Linked DNA regions of Homo sapiens: region 2 is linked to region 1. Evidence: chromatin contacts called from ENCODE Hi-C or POLR2A ChIA-PET data. All regions are on one chromosome and are shown on one strand. The core of a region is the stretch at or near the end of the contact, and the rest is flanking DNA. Distances in the headings are between cores, read along the strand shown. Region 1 has its middle 47 kb from the start of SIAH1. Region 2 overlaps LOC105371240 (a long non-coding RNA gene).

Region 1 (7,014 bases), core at 2,705-5,204:
GACTCCAATGCTTTGCCTAGGACTTTGTTGTCATTTTCTTCTTGGAAATGGGCCATGATTAGAGAGGGCCAGAAAGGAGCTCTGCTCTGGGGAGGTGAGCCAAGCAGCAGATCAGCCTCGTACTGGTGCAGCCACAAGTGCCAGGAAGCACCACTTTGTGTTAGATGTCCTGAGAATTTTCATCAATGCCCTTGCTGGATGGGACTGATTCCGGGCCAGGCACACATGAGGGCCTCCCAGAAGGCAGGATTCTTCCCATTTGTGACATTAGATCTTTAAAAAGTAAAAAAGCCGGGCGCGGTGGCTACGGCCTGTAATCCCAGCACTTTGGGGGGCCGAGGCAGGTGGATCACTTGAGGTCAGGAGTTTGAGACCAGCCTGGCCAACATAGTGAAACTGTGTCTCTACTAAAAATGCAAAAATTAGCCTGGCGTGGTGGCATGTGCCTGTAATCTCAGCTACTCAGGAGGCTGAAGCAGGAGAATCGCTTAAACCCAGGAGGTGGAGGTTGCAGTGAGCAGAGATCACACGACTGCACTCCAGCCTGGGCGACAGAGTGAGACTCCATCTCAAAAAAACAAAACAAAAAAAATTAATACTTTGTAGATCTGTTACTTATGTAGGTTTTACCCACAGTCTGGGCAAGGGGCAGCTTGGTGACCGTGGATTCACAGTCGTGTCAGCACCTCCTCCTTCCTGGGTCCCAGGTTTCCATCAGGGGTGCTCCCGGCAGGGGGCAGCTGGAAACTGCCCCAAGCAAGACTCGCCAAACAGCAAGATGGGTGGCAAGGGTCCAGGAACAGGTTTTGGCAACACAGAGGGAAACACATACTAAGTGAGTTTATTTTTGTTTTTTCCATCTTTAATTGAGTATTTACTTCGTGTCAGGCACTGGGCTAGGCACCTCCCATGTCTTGGCTCATCTAATTAACACAGCAACCCAGGAGTCAGGTGCTATTTTAAATTGCTGTTTTGCAGAGGAGGTGCACCAAGGCTCAGAGATGCAAAGTAACATGCCAAGGTCACACAGCTGCCTGGGGCCCCTATTGCAAGAGCAGTGTCTAAACTCCTCAGCCTGGGAGGCAAAATAAACATCTGGTGAGGCAAGGGTCAGTCACGGAGAGGCAGAGGGAAGTTCCAGCTTGGGGATGGTGGAAACGTGCTGACGTGAAAGTTGGGCCAAAATAGGCACACAAAGGAGCCAGCTAGGGGTTTGCTCTGCAAAACCAATGATTAGTGTTCTTGGAAGCCATGTTCCTGCTTCACCTGAAGGCTCTGCCTGGTGTTATCTTTCTTCACATTGACTCTGTCCCAGGAAGCCTTTATTTCTTGCTTACCACAGACAGGATGGGGCAACTGCTCTGTACTAGAGCTGCCTAAGAGCTGCAGGAAACACAGATATTGACAGCACAGGATCTCTGCTCTCAAGAAACCCACAGGGTAAAAGGAAGAGGAACATTTATCCAAATGGAAATGACCAAGCCATGCCTAAGGAGAAGAGTGAGCAAACCGTCAGAGACACAGAAAGGAGGGCTATCAGGGAAGACTTCTCAGAGGAGGTGGTCTTTGAACTGGACCCAGAAATGGACCGGGGATGCAATAGTTGGATTGAGAGGAAAGGCTAGTCCAGGCTGAGGAAATAGGTACAGAGGAGGAAAGGGTAGGAAATGGTTAGGACAGGGGAGGAGCCAGATGTGGCTGGAGTGTGAGCTGTTGGGCTAGAATAGGATAAGATGAGTCTGGAAAGGTAATTTGGGCCAGATTATAAAAGCTCTTGACTGAAGAAGCGATATTCCGCCAGCAAGAGAAGCATGTGATATAAGCTTTTCATGAATGAGAACCTCGGCTCTTACATCAACACATATCCTCAGAACACTGCTGCAGGACAGGGGTCAGGCTCCCAGTTTTACACAGGAGGAAACCAAAGTTTGTAGCAATTCTTATTCTACACTTCCTTCCTCCTCCACCATTAAAGATGTCTTTCTTGGAGGCCCCCTCTGTTGTCTTGAGGACAACCTAATCCAATCACAGGGTCCTTGTGGCTAAATAAAATCATCATTTCCCCAAGAGAAAGGCTACTCTGAGAGGCATGGGGAAGGGAATAGGGTGCAAGACAGGGAGGAAAGAAACCTGGGTTCAGTCTGGACTCTATCAACAGCCTGTGACCTTGGGGAAGTCACTTCCTCTCTCTGGGTCTTGGTTTCCTCATCTGTAAAGTGAGGAATTGAAGTGAATACTTGCCAACTCCCAGAGTCTGTGCATAATTAAATGAGGCCCGGGTGTAGAGGGAGAGAAGGGAAGGAGCGTGCCTTCATTTTTTGGTATTTTTGAGTGTGTCCTGGACACTATGCCTCATGCAAAGGACAGGGACATAGGAAAGAATATGGCTCCCTAAGAAGGAGAAAGACAAGTGAAATGACAGAAACAGAGGCATTGAAAACAGCAGGGCTCAAAGTTAGGCTGGAGGTCAGGGAGGGCCTCGCAGAACTGGAGCGTGAGCAGCCTGTGAAGGAAGGACAGGAACTCACTGCCCGGCGATCAGGACGGCCAGGGCCTTCCAGGCAGGGGAGCTGTGTGGACAACGCAAGGAAGGCGGCAACTGCGTATCTGTTCAGGCAGGTGCAAATATGGATTGGTAGTGGGGTAAGGAGGACCGTGGAGAAACAGATCGGGCTGGAGAGGTCAACCAGGCCTCGTGGCCAGGGAGAAGTTCTGACCCGGGGGTCTGATCAATAACTGATGGCAGGCTGATTAGAGGACCTCCCACCCCCGCAGAGGCTCCCTGTCCCCCTGCGCAGTTCTCACCTCCCCACCAAGGCAGAAAGACTCAGCACAGCTGCCTCTTATGTGCAAGCTGGAGGAGACAAGCAGGGCTCCAGGTGGGAGTCACAGAGGCCCTTGGTTGGTGCAAAATTGAGGAAACTAGGACACCTGCTCTCTGCCTGACAGAACTCTACAAACTGCAGCCTGAGTGTGCACAGCATTAAAACTGTGATTTCAGGCCGGGCATGGTGGCGCATACCTGTAATCCCAGCACTTTGGGAGGCCGAGGTGGGTGGATCACTTGAGGCCAGGAGTTCGAGACCAGCCTGGGCAACATGGCAAAACTCTGTCTCTACTAAAACTGCAAAAATTAGTCAGGCATGGTGGCACATGCCTGTAATCCCAGCTACTCGGGAGTCTGAGGCATGAGAAGCACTTGAACCTGGGAGGTGGAGGTTGCAGTGAGCCGAGATGGCGCCACTGCACTCCAGCCTGGGCAACAGAGTGAGACTCCATCTCAAAAAAACAAAAACAACTATCATCTGAGCCAAAGAGAATGCAAAATCCGGCAGCATGGATTCAGGACTCAGGGCTCTATCCCGGGGAGCATCTCTCCAGGCCAGGTATAAGCATTCAATAAATATGCTAACTTTTTATTTACTCTTTATTTTATTTATTTGTTTGTTTATTTTTGTAGGGAACAGGGCCTCGCTATGTTGCCCAGACTGGTCTTGAACTCCTGGCCTCAAGTGATCCTCCTGTTTTGGCCTCTCAAAGCGCTGGGATTACAGGGATCAGCCACTGCCCCTATGTTAACTTCTTTACATATTAATGCCCCATCCCCAGAGCCAATAAGATTACCAGCTTCATGAGGGCAAAGACAGTGTCTCTGCCACCTTTATAGCCCTCTTAACTGTTGGCATCCTGCTTTGAAGTTCCACAGAACTGAGTTCTGTGCCAAGCTGGGCTACTTCCTGCTGTGTGACCTGACAAGCCACTCGTCCTCTCTGACTCTGGAGAACAGGGATGATCAAGCCCAGGCCAGAGTGTTGGAAGGATCTTTGAGTGACTGCCACTCCCCTGCACTCCATTGAGGCAGCAATTGTGACTATTGTTATTGTGATCTCTAAGTGGATGAGGAAGTAGACCTTGTGTGAAACTTCCCCTTTCTGGGTTTCCAGTTTCTTCAGCTGTAAACAAAGGTGCTCGACTTGTCTTTGGTTCCACTTGGAATATCTCTGTGAACAGAAGAGATGTTCCAGGATCTTCTTGCAAGAGGAGTCTCCTGGCTGCTGGCTTCCCAAGAAGCACCCTTGCCCTAGGATCCATGGAAGTGATAAGAAACACGGTGGTCCTAAGTTCTTAGACTCTTAGAGCAAAAAGTTCATGAATCCTTCCAAGGATGGGCTTTAGGGGTGGCCCAGGAGCCTCCTAAATTGGGTGCAAAATGTTATGAATACATTTAATAGGGAGAAGGCCCTATTAATTGCCATTTTAATTCACAAAATCTGTCTACTCTCCTAAAGGGTCCTTGAAGGTGTGCGCTGAATCTCCAGGACTCAGCCTAGTGTATATTTTTGTGGAGTGAAGTAAATGAACATTTGTGAGCTGACATCCTGCTTCAGCTGTGTGTTTTGTCCAAGGTGTGAAAAAGACCTGAATTTAAGGTGACTTCTGTTAATTCCATGGCAAACCTCTTTCAACAGACAAAATTACAACAAGTTTAGTTTAAAGATCTTAATTGGCTTTTATTTGTGATTCCAGAATCAGGCAACACTTATTTCATAAGACAGATGAGTGCTCTGACAAGCTGAGCAGAGGAGCTTGGTTTTATTTTATTTTTTTAATTAATTAATTTTTTTTTTTTTGAGATGGAGTCTCGCTCTGTCTCTTAGGCTGGAGTGCAGTGGCGCCATCTCAGCTCACTGCAACCTCCACTTCCCGGGTTCAAGCGATTCTCCTGCCTCAGACTCCCGAGTAGCTGGCATCAGAGGCATGCACCACCGCGCCCAGCTAATTTTTGTATTTTTAGTAGAGATGGGGTTTCACCACATTGCCCAGGATGATCTTGAACATGTGACCTCAGGTAATCCGGCCACCTCGGCCTCCCAAAGTGCTGGGATTACGGGCGTGAGCCACCACACTTGGCCCGGAACTTGGTTTTATAAACAGAGGGGCTGAGGGAAGCAGAAAGAGAAAACAGAAAGTGAATAGGTCATTTCAAAGCCACTTTTCTTGTAAAGGTTAAAGCAGAGGGGACTTTTTTTTATCATGCCAGCTAAAACCAGACTGTTTGGGGATTTGGCTATTATCGCTCTCTCTCTGTCCTGATTTCTTGGAAGGTCAGATAAACAACTTACTTTCAGTTTGGTGGTGTGGAACTTCACATGAGTGACTCCATTCTGGTTTGGTCTGTTGAGCCTGGTGCGGGAGCTCGGTCCAAACCAATGGCCTCCTAAAAATCTTATTTCATACCCCAATAATTTTTAGATTACAACATCCTACTGTTTATCAAATTTTATGCAGGTTCCTATACTCCTCTGTATTCCCCTTGCCTCATAATGTCTACAAATGCTGATGAGTATAAACTGTTTAAATCATAAAATATATTAAAAATAATTCTGTTGGGACATCTTTAAGACTCTCCTAGCACCATTGAAAGTTGTTGGTGCTTCCCCCATGGTACTGAAAAACTGAGATTTAGAAATACCATTGCCTACTTTAGGAATATAGTTTAAGGGAAAATGTGGGTTATAGCCTGTGTCCTAGAAACATTTCAAAGCCAAAAGGTCTTTTAGACATTCTGTGGGTCTTGGTGACATGGTTTGGTAGCCAGGGCAAAGAGGTGCTCTGGCCTCAAAACATCAGAAGGCCCTTCTCAGCACTGCTTGACTATATCATACAATGTAGTGCTTGTTTATTGTCTTGTATTATTTTTATTTTTATTTTTTTTAGTTTCCTTCCATCCTGGTCAATTGCATTGTTTTTAAGGTCTGTATTATTAAAATAATAGATGCACAAGGTAATAAATTATTATTATTATTATTATTCTGAGACAGAGTCTTGCTCTGTGCCCAGGCTGGGTGGAGTGCAGTGGTGCGATCTCGGCTCACTGCAACCTCTGCCGCCTGGGTTCAAGCGATTCTCCTGCCTCAGCCACCCGACTACAGGTGTGCACCACCATGTCCAGCTACGCTTTTGTATTTTTAGTAGAGACAGGGTTTTGCCATGTTGCCCAGCCTGGTCTCAAACTCCTAAGCTCAGGCAATCAGCCCGCCTCAGCCTCCCAAAGTGCTAGGATTACAGGTGTGAGCCACTGCACCTGGCCTACATGGTAATAAATTAAATAGCTCAGTATTACTGATGACAACAGTCTTCCATCCCATGCCTCCCAACCTCAGAAGCTGTCTTTTCACCACTAGAAATCTGAGAATCTGAGACCTTTTTTTTTTTTTTTTTTTTTTTGAGATGAGGTCTCTCTATGTTGCCCAAGCTGGTCTTGAACTCCTGGGCTCAAGTGATCCTCCTGCCTCAGCCTCCCAAAGTGCTGGGATTGCAGGCATGAGCCACTGCACCCAGCTTAGGATCTGAATTTTTTTTTTTTTTTGAGATGGAGTCTCACTCTATTGCCCAGGCTGAAGTGCAGTGGTGCCATCTCGGCTCACTGCAACCTCTGCCTCCCAGGTTCAAGCGATTCTCCTGCCTCAGCCTCCCAAGTAGCTGGGATTACAGGCGTGTGCCACCATGCCCAGCTAATTTTTGTATTTTTAGTAGACACGGGGTTTTGCCATGTTGGCCAGGCTGGTCTTGACCTCCTAACCTCAGGTGATTCTCCTGCCTCAGCCTCCCAAAGTGCTGGGATTACAGGTGTGAGCCACTGCACCTGGCCTGGATTTGAATTCTTTAGGTGGCTAATTCCACCTTGGAAGACATCTATTGACTCATACAATGAAACATGAGAATTTAACGCTCACTTTACCTCCCTAGTTTCCTCCATGTTTGACACTTCTAGTATTACTTTTACTTCATCTATTGGTTACTATTGTTCATTTACATATTCCGGATTTTATATCTTCTCCATCAACCTGACAAACTCTCTTCACTCCTCACTTTGTAAGACAGAACCCATTAGCATTTTCTTCACACTTTTTCCTCCACTTCCCATACTTCTTTTCTCAGCTACACTTATAGTACAACATAAAGAAAAATGCACATATCATGAGAACAGCTTGATGAATTTTCATAAATGGA
Region 2 (7,364 bases), core at 3,613-6,112, 200 kb before region 1:
AGAACGCACCCTCTCCATTACTCCTGCCTCCTTCAAGACTCTTGTCAAATATCACCTCTCAATGAGATTTCTTCTTTTTATTCTTTTTCTGAACTCTGTTGCCCAGGATGGAGTGCAGTGGCACAATCATAGCTCACTGCAGCCTCAAACTCCTGGGCTCAAATGATCCTTCCTCCTCAGCCTCCTGAATATCTGGGACCACAGGTGTGCACCACCACACCTGGCTAATTTTTTTATTTGTAGAGACGATATCTCACTATGTTGCCCAGGCTGGTTTTGAACTCCTAGGCTCAAGCAATCCTCCTGTCTTGACCACCCAAAGTGCTGGAATTACAGGTGTGAGCCACTCAGCCCAACCTCAATGAGATCTTTTCTAACTGCCCTACTTAAAATATCGACACCCCTCCCTTCCCAACTCTCCCGACCATCCTTTCCCTGCCTTTCCCCCAATGTGGTCTACTTTTTAATATTGTAAAATGTACATATTTAGATTTGGTATTTATTGCCTGCTCCCCCACTGGAATATCAACCTCACGATCACGAGGGCAGGGAATTGTCTTCTTTTTTTTTTTTTTGGTCTCTTTTAACACTGATGTATTCCAAGCACCCAGAAAGAACCCATGATAGACATTAATAAGTATCCTGAATGAATAATACACCTCAGCCATTCCATGCCATTTGAAACCCAGACATTCTTAAGGTTCAGCGTTACTCCCACTTTCCATAAAAACCAAGTCCTATAGGCTGCCTCTGCATATCACCTCTCTGATCAATTTTATCCTCTCTATGTCCCCAAACATTGCCTGCATTTGAGGCTCTGTCATCTCCCTCTAGCTATGACATCAGCATCCTATCTTTCCTTTCTTTTTTTTTTTTTTTTTTTTGAGATGGAGTTTCACTCTTGTTGCACAGGCTGGAATGCAGTGGTGCCATCTCGGCTCACTGCAACCTCCGCCTCCCAGGTTCAAGTAATTCTCCTGCCTCAGCCTCCTGAATAGCTGGGATTACAGGCACACACCACCACGCCCAGCTAATTTTTGTATTTTTAGTAGAGACGGGATCTCACCATGTTGGCCAGGCTGTTCTTGAACTTCTGACCTCAAGCGATCCACCTGCCTCAGCCTCTCAAAGTGCTGTCTCTCTGTTCTCAATCCTTTCCCCTCCAACCCACCCTACAGAGAGAGGACCTCACAGTGTTAATGTCCTGCTTAAAACCTTTCTATGGCAGGCGGGCATGGTGGCTTACACCTGTAGTACCCCGGGAGACTGAGGCAGGAGGATGGCTCAAGCCCAGGAGTTTGAGTTCAGCCTGGGCAACATAGTGAGACCCTGTCTCAGAGAAAACAAATTTATGAGTTTCAAGTCAAGGCTAAATTGGAAAAAATAAAATAAATTTAACCAGCCTCTCTATGGCCCCCATGGCCTTCTCAGGAAATCCAGTCTCCAGTGGTCCTGAAGCCTTAAGTGGTCTGGACCCACTTCCTGCTGTGCCTGCTCATCCTCACACCATCCCCCACAACATTCCTCAGGCCTGCAGAACATCTTACTGCTGGCCACAGAGCTCTCCTGCAGACATTTTCATCTTCTGCTCTTTCTGCTGAAAATGATCTCCCTGCGTCTTTTTTTTTTAAGAGTCTTGCTATGTTGCCTGGGCTGGTCTTGAACACCTGGATTCCAGATATCCTCCCGCCTCTGCCTTCTTGGTAGCTAAGATTACAGGCATGAGCTGTGCTATTCAGGTTCCCCTGCCTCTCATCAGGCTTGTTCCTACCTTCCTTGGGGACGTCCTCCAGGAAGCCTTCCTTAGCTTCACACCAGGCTGGGTGAGCTGCCTCATATCTGTGTTCACATATCAACTTGTGCTGATCTTGGTCGGCTTTTCTGACTCGGCCATGAGATCATGTGAGCCTTGAGGACGGAGTTTTGTCTTATTTTATAATCCCAGTGAGGCTGGGTGCAGTGGTGTGCATCAGTAAACCCAGGTTCTGCAGTGAGCTATGCAGTGAGCTATGATAATATCTGTGAATAGCCACTACACTCTAGGTTGGGCAACAGAGCAAGACCCCATCTTTAGAAAATAAAAACAGGCCAGGCACAGTGGTTCACATCGGTAATCCCAGGACTTTGGGAGGCCAAGGTGGGTGGATCACCTGAGCTCAGGAGTTTGAGACCAGCTTGGCCAGCATGGCAAAACCCCATCTCTACTGAAAATACAAAAATTAGCTTGGCACGGTGGCGCATGCCTGTAACCCCAGCTACTCAGGAGGCTGAGGCTGGAGAATCGCTTGGACCTGGGAGGCGGAGGTTGCAGTGAGCTGAGATCGTGCCACTGCACTCTGGCTTGGGTGACAGAGCAAGACCCCATCTCAGAAAAAAAAAAAAAGTAAATAATAAATAACAAAACAAATTAAATTTATTATTTAAATTTTTTAAATAACAAATGATAATCCCAGTGAGGATACATCATCTAAATAGTAGGCACTTAGTAAATAAGAAGGGAAGGAAAGCAGGAAGAAGGGAAGAGGGAAAGCAGAAAAGAAGAAAGAAAGGTCTCAAATGCTCAGCTCTCTTTCTGGGCACATGGTGGGGCTGCACCTCTCCACCCACTTGAGCTCGTGCACGGCCATGTGATCTGCTTTGGCCCATGAAGTATGAGTGAAAATGACATGTGTCACTTTTAGGCAGAAGCAGACAGGTCAGTCTGTGGTCTCCATCCTCTTTTTACTGCCTGCTGGGTCACAGAAGCACTTGTTGAGATGGAGTCTCTGTCACACAAGGCCCCTGAGTGACTAAGACAAGCAGAGCCCCTGGTGGACCTGCAGTGGACACACAGCATGGGGTGAGAAAGACACTCTGTTCTTTTGAACTGCTGAGAGTTTAGGGTTTATTATTAACCTAGCACAACCACGTCTCTTCTTTTTTTTTTTTTTTTTTGAGATGGAGTTTCACTCTTGTTCCTCAGGCTGGAATGCAGTGGCGTGATCTCAGATCACTACAACCTCCACCTCCCAGGTTCCAGCGATTCTCCTGCCTCAGCCTCCTGAGTAGCTGAGATTACAGGTGCCCACCCAAAGTACTGGGATTATGGGTGTGACCCACCTTGCCCAGCCACGTCTCTTCTTTTCTTTTTTAATTTCAACTTTTGTTTTAGATGCAGAGGATATACATGCAGGTTTGTTACATGGGTATATTGCATGATGCCGAAGTTTAAGGTACGATTGATTCTGTCACAAGCATAGGACCCAATAAGTAGTTTTCCAACCCCTGCAGCTCTCTTCCTCTACCCTCTAGGAGTCCCCAGTGTCTATTGTTTCCATCTTTGTGTCCCAATACCCAATATTTTGCTCCCACTTATAAGTAAGAACATGGGGTATTTGGTTTTCTGTTTCTATGTTAATTCAAGTGCAGTTGGTTTGAGGTATCAGGGAAAATCGCATCTTTTTACCCTTCTATTTGCTAAGAATATCAGACACTACCTTGCCTTTCCCACTGCTATACAATTTCAATTCCAATTGTCTGTTTTCCATAGATTCTTGCAAAGATGCTATAAGGTGAACAGGTGAAATATTATTTATTTATTTATTTTTTTTTTTTTTTGAGACGGAGTCTCGCTCTGTCGCCCAGGCTGGAGTGCAGTGGCGGGATCTCGGCTCACTGCAAGCTCCGCCTCCCGGGTTCACGCCATTCTCCTGCCTCAGCCTCCCAAGTAGCTGGGACTACAGGCGCCCGCCACTACGCCCGGCTAATTTTTTGTATTTTTAGTAGAGACGGGGTTTCACCGTTTTAGCCGGGATGGTCTCGATCTCCTGACCTCGTGATCCGCCCGCCTCGGCCTCCCAAAGTGCTGGGATTACAGGCGTGAGCCACCGCGCCCGGCCCAGGTGAAATATTATTATCCTCCACCTACAAACTAAGAAAAAGAACCTGAATGACTGCCCGGGACTCCCTGGGTAGGAGAGAGGGGAGCTAACACCAGAGCCCAGGTCCCCAGCTCCCCACCCAGGGCTTCACTGCTTGGCTCCAGTCAATAAAATAGCACAGGTCTAAAGAGTCTAAAATCTGGAGGTCCCCACCAGAAAGGGATCCTTCTTTTTTTAAAAAGGAAATATATCCAAAGGTTAGAATCAGGCCAGGCGCGGTGGCTCACACCTGTAATCTCAACACTTTGGGAGGCCAAGGCAGGTTGATCACTTGAGGTCAGGAGTTCGAGACTTGCCTGGCCAACATGGTGAATCCCCCATCTCTACTAAAAATACAAAAATTAGCGGGGAATGGTGGCAAGTGCCTGTAATCCCAGTTACTCGGTAGGCTGAGGCAAGAGAATCGCTTGAACTTGGGAAGCAGAGGTTGCAGTGAGCCGAGATTGCACCACTGCACTCCAGCCTGGGTGACAGAGTGAGACCCCTTCTCAAAAAAAAAGAAAAAAAGGGTTGGAATCGTGGACTTTAAAGCCCGACTGCCCAAGCTGGCCCCAGCTCCAGCCCTCACTACCCAGAGATCATGAGCATAGCTCCCTCTCTCTCAAGCTCCATTCCTCCAGGCCTGTAACACTGGGATAATAATAGTATCTACTTCTTACTCTTGTGAGTTTTAAATAAACAAATCCATGAAGAAGACTTGGCATGGCGTCTGGCATATAATAAAGGCTCGCTGAGATTTCTCTATGACTACCCTGTTATCACAGTTCTTTCCATTTAAACAGCCGCCTTCCAGGACTGTAATGCCAGGCTGCTGCCACAAGGTGGCACTGTTGTCTCTGGCCACCCTTCCTGAGTCGCTAAAGCTTCATTTCTCAAAATGCCAAGTTGAGTCAGGACGGAAGGAGAACCCAGAAAAAGATGACAGAGTCCGAGAACTCCAGACAAAAACGTGACTTCCTTGTCACATCAAAAATGATGAAACTGCTTCCGTCTTTTATCTCTGCTCTTTCTTGTAGCTGGATCCCCACACCTCAGAATAGGCTGAAGCAGCTGGTAAAATTGGGCTGCCCAGCCCCAACCCCACACCACGGGTATAACTGGGCGGGGGGTCCTAGTGGAAGGTGATTGAATCCACTGCTGTAGAGAAGGGCTTCTAGGGCTGTAGCACGCTTACGCCTCACCTGGGCACCTTATGAAAATGCAGATTCCGATTCTCAGCCTCTCTGTGCCTTATTTCCTTCATCTCAAAATAGGGAATAATAATGGCACCTACTTCAGGGAGTTATTATGCAGAAAAAGATGACAGCATGATCAGTTAAGTGATTAATTGAATAAGCAGGGCACATGGCGAGTGTCCTTGCAAGCTTTTATGTTAGAGAGAAAAAAAAGGTCAGGCTTGGGGCTGTGGGATGGGGCCTGGCACTGTGCATTTCTTTTTTGTTTGTTTGTTTTTGTTTTTGTTCTTTGAGACGAATTCTTCACTCTGTAGCCCAAGCTGGAGTGCAGTGGTGCAATCTCAGCTTACCGCAACCTCCACCTCCGGGGGCTCAAGCGATTCTCGTGCCTCAGCCTCCCAAGTAGGTGGGACTGCAGGCGCGTATCACCACGCCCAGCTAATTTTTTGTATGTCAGTAGAGACGGGGTTTCACCATGTTGCCCAGGGTCATTCCGAACTTCTGAGCTCAGGAGATCCGCCCGCCTCGGCCTCCCATTACAGGTGTGAGCCACCGCGCCCAGCCAGCACTGTGCATTTCTAACAAGCTCTTGAGTGAGGTCTGTGCTGCGGTTCCGGGCCCCATACTCTGAGGACCTGGCCCATTTGTGGCAAATGGAATTGGCGACCTCTTGGAAGTCAAGGCTGCAGTGAGCCGAGTTCCTTATGCATGCCGGTTCACCCAGCCGCACAACAGCCCTGTGAAATCAGTGTCATTGTTGCCGTTTTATGGATGATAAATGAAAACATTAAGTAACTGTCCCAAGGTTGTAACAGCTAATTATTAGCAGAGCCGGAACTCAAACACAATACACTCTGCTAAATCAAATGTTATTGTTTTATGTTGAATTAAAGTAAACGTGGCCCAGCTTTCCCTCCCTGACTTCTCAAGACAAAGAGAAAAGATCACGGAGGCAGCAGAGAGTGGAAAGGAGGGCAGCGCCTGGAGCCAAATCTATCGGACTCACAGTCTGTCCAGTCAGGAGCTGTGTGACCCTGACGAGTTGCTCAGCCTCTCTGTGCCTTATTTTCTTCATCTCAAAATAGGGAATAATAATGGCACCTACTTCGGGGAGTTATTATGCAGAAAAAGATGACAGCATGATCAATTAAGTGATAAATTAAATAAGCAGGACACATGGTGAGTGCTCAGTCATTGTCTGCACCGAGGGCTTATGTCCAAGGCTGTGAGAACTGCAGGGACCCATGATCTCCACTTTGGGCTTTAGGGAGCTCACAGTCTGATGAGGGAGAGTGGGGAAAGTGATCGCAGAAGGCCCATCGGAGCACCCATGGGGAGCAATCACCACCACGCAGCTCAGCATAAGGCAGCCACCAGCACCCCACAGGAACTGTCAAAGCTCATCTGTATGTTCATCTGCTCCTACACTCCCCAAACAAGTTTAACACCTTGAGTGAGTCCACTCATTATGGATGCAACGAGACCACAGAGGACATGAGATGGAGGCTGTGAATCCACTAGGCCCTTTGTTCCAAAAGACTCTTGCAGCAGGAGCTGACCACAACGCGAATGACTGCAGTGTGTAAAGACATGATTTGTACCATCAGGCCTCTAAATGCACACCTGCGACTTCACATGGTGCCTCAACAGTGATCCATTCCAAGGCCGGAGGAGAAACAGCCTCGCATTTACTGAGATAAGGTGGCTGGTCTCAAATGTGGGGCCTGGCTGTTTTCAAGGGTGAGTCTAGACACTCTTTACTCTGTAGTTGCAGTTTAAACCCTGGGTAATTTGAGCCTGCTCATCTGGGTCATAGTTAACAATGTGTCTTCAAGAGACTGGAAACAAACTGCCCTTCAGGAAACCAGGTACAGTCTCAGCTACTCTGGACGCTGGGGTAGCAGGATCCCTTGAGCCCAGGAGTTCAAGGCTATAGTGCACTATGATTGCACCTGTGAATAGCCACTGCACTCCAGCCTGGGCAACATCGGGAGACCTCATCTCTAAAAATTAATAAAATAAATGCCCATCATTAGGGAACTAGTGAAAGAAATTGTAAAATAAGCTGCTTGAGCAGATAAAAGCAATAGAATGTGGGGGCTCTCAATGTTCTTATATAGATAGATTTCGTCCTATGAAAATAACAAGCTACGGCTGGGCATGGTGGTTCACACCTGTAATCCCAGCACTTTGGGAAGCTGAGGCAGGCAGATCATCACCTGAGGTCAGGAGTTCGAGACCAGCTTGGCCAACATGGCGAAACCCCATC

Evidence for each region. A loop is a pair of places that touch in the nucleus more often than their neighbours do. ChIA-PET counts read pairs that join two places held with the same protein, here RNA polymerase II (POLR2A). Pooled maps may share reads with other maps.
Region 2: a loop to region 1 is called in a map with no recorded cell type, with 13 times the contacts of the local background. The contact joins two enhancer-like sites. A Hi-C loop is called at or near these places in 1 of 168 maps with a recorded cell type or tissue (heart left ventricle), 10 of 37 single-sample maps with no recorded cell type and 9 of 50 pooled maps. POLR2A ChIA-PET finds 5 or more read pairs at or near these places in 2 of 52 experiments (activated B cell and activated T-cell).

Annotation. Positions count from the first base shown.
Region 1 is chr16:48,429,196-48,436,209 of GRCh38, reverse strand. No RefSeq gene overlaps it. Among named protein-coding and RNA genes, the nearest start is that of SIAH1, 47 kb to the right of the region's middle. RefSeq lists enhancers at 3,648-3,767, 3,579-4,123, 5,015-5,204. Within about 2 kb of position 3,954, at least 6 of the 41 ENCODE cell types and tissues checked have a DNase peak (open chromatin) inside an H3K27ac peak, as active enhancers do.
Region 2 is chr16:48,627,974-48,635,337 of GRCh38, reverse strand. The region is part of intron 1 of LOC105371240 (a long non-coding RNA gene); the gene reads right to left. Among named protein-coding and RNA genes, the nearest start is that of N4BP1, 21 kb to the right of the region's middle. RefSeq lists enhancers at 5,061-5,560, 5,561-6,062. Within about 2 kb of position 4,862, at least 2 of the 41 ENCODE cell types and tissues checked have a DNase peak (open chromatin) inside an H3K27ac peak, as active enhancers do.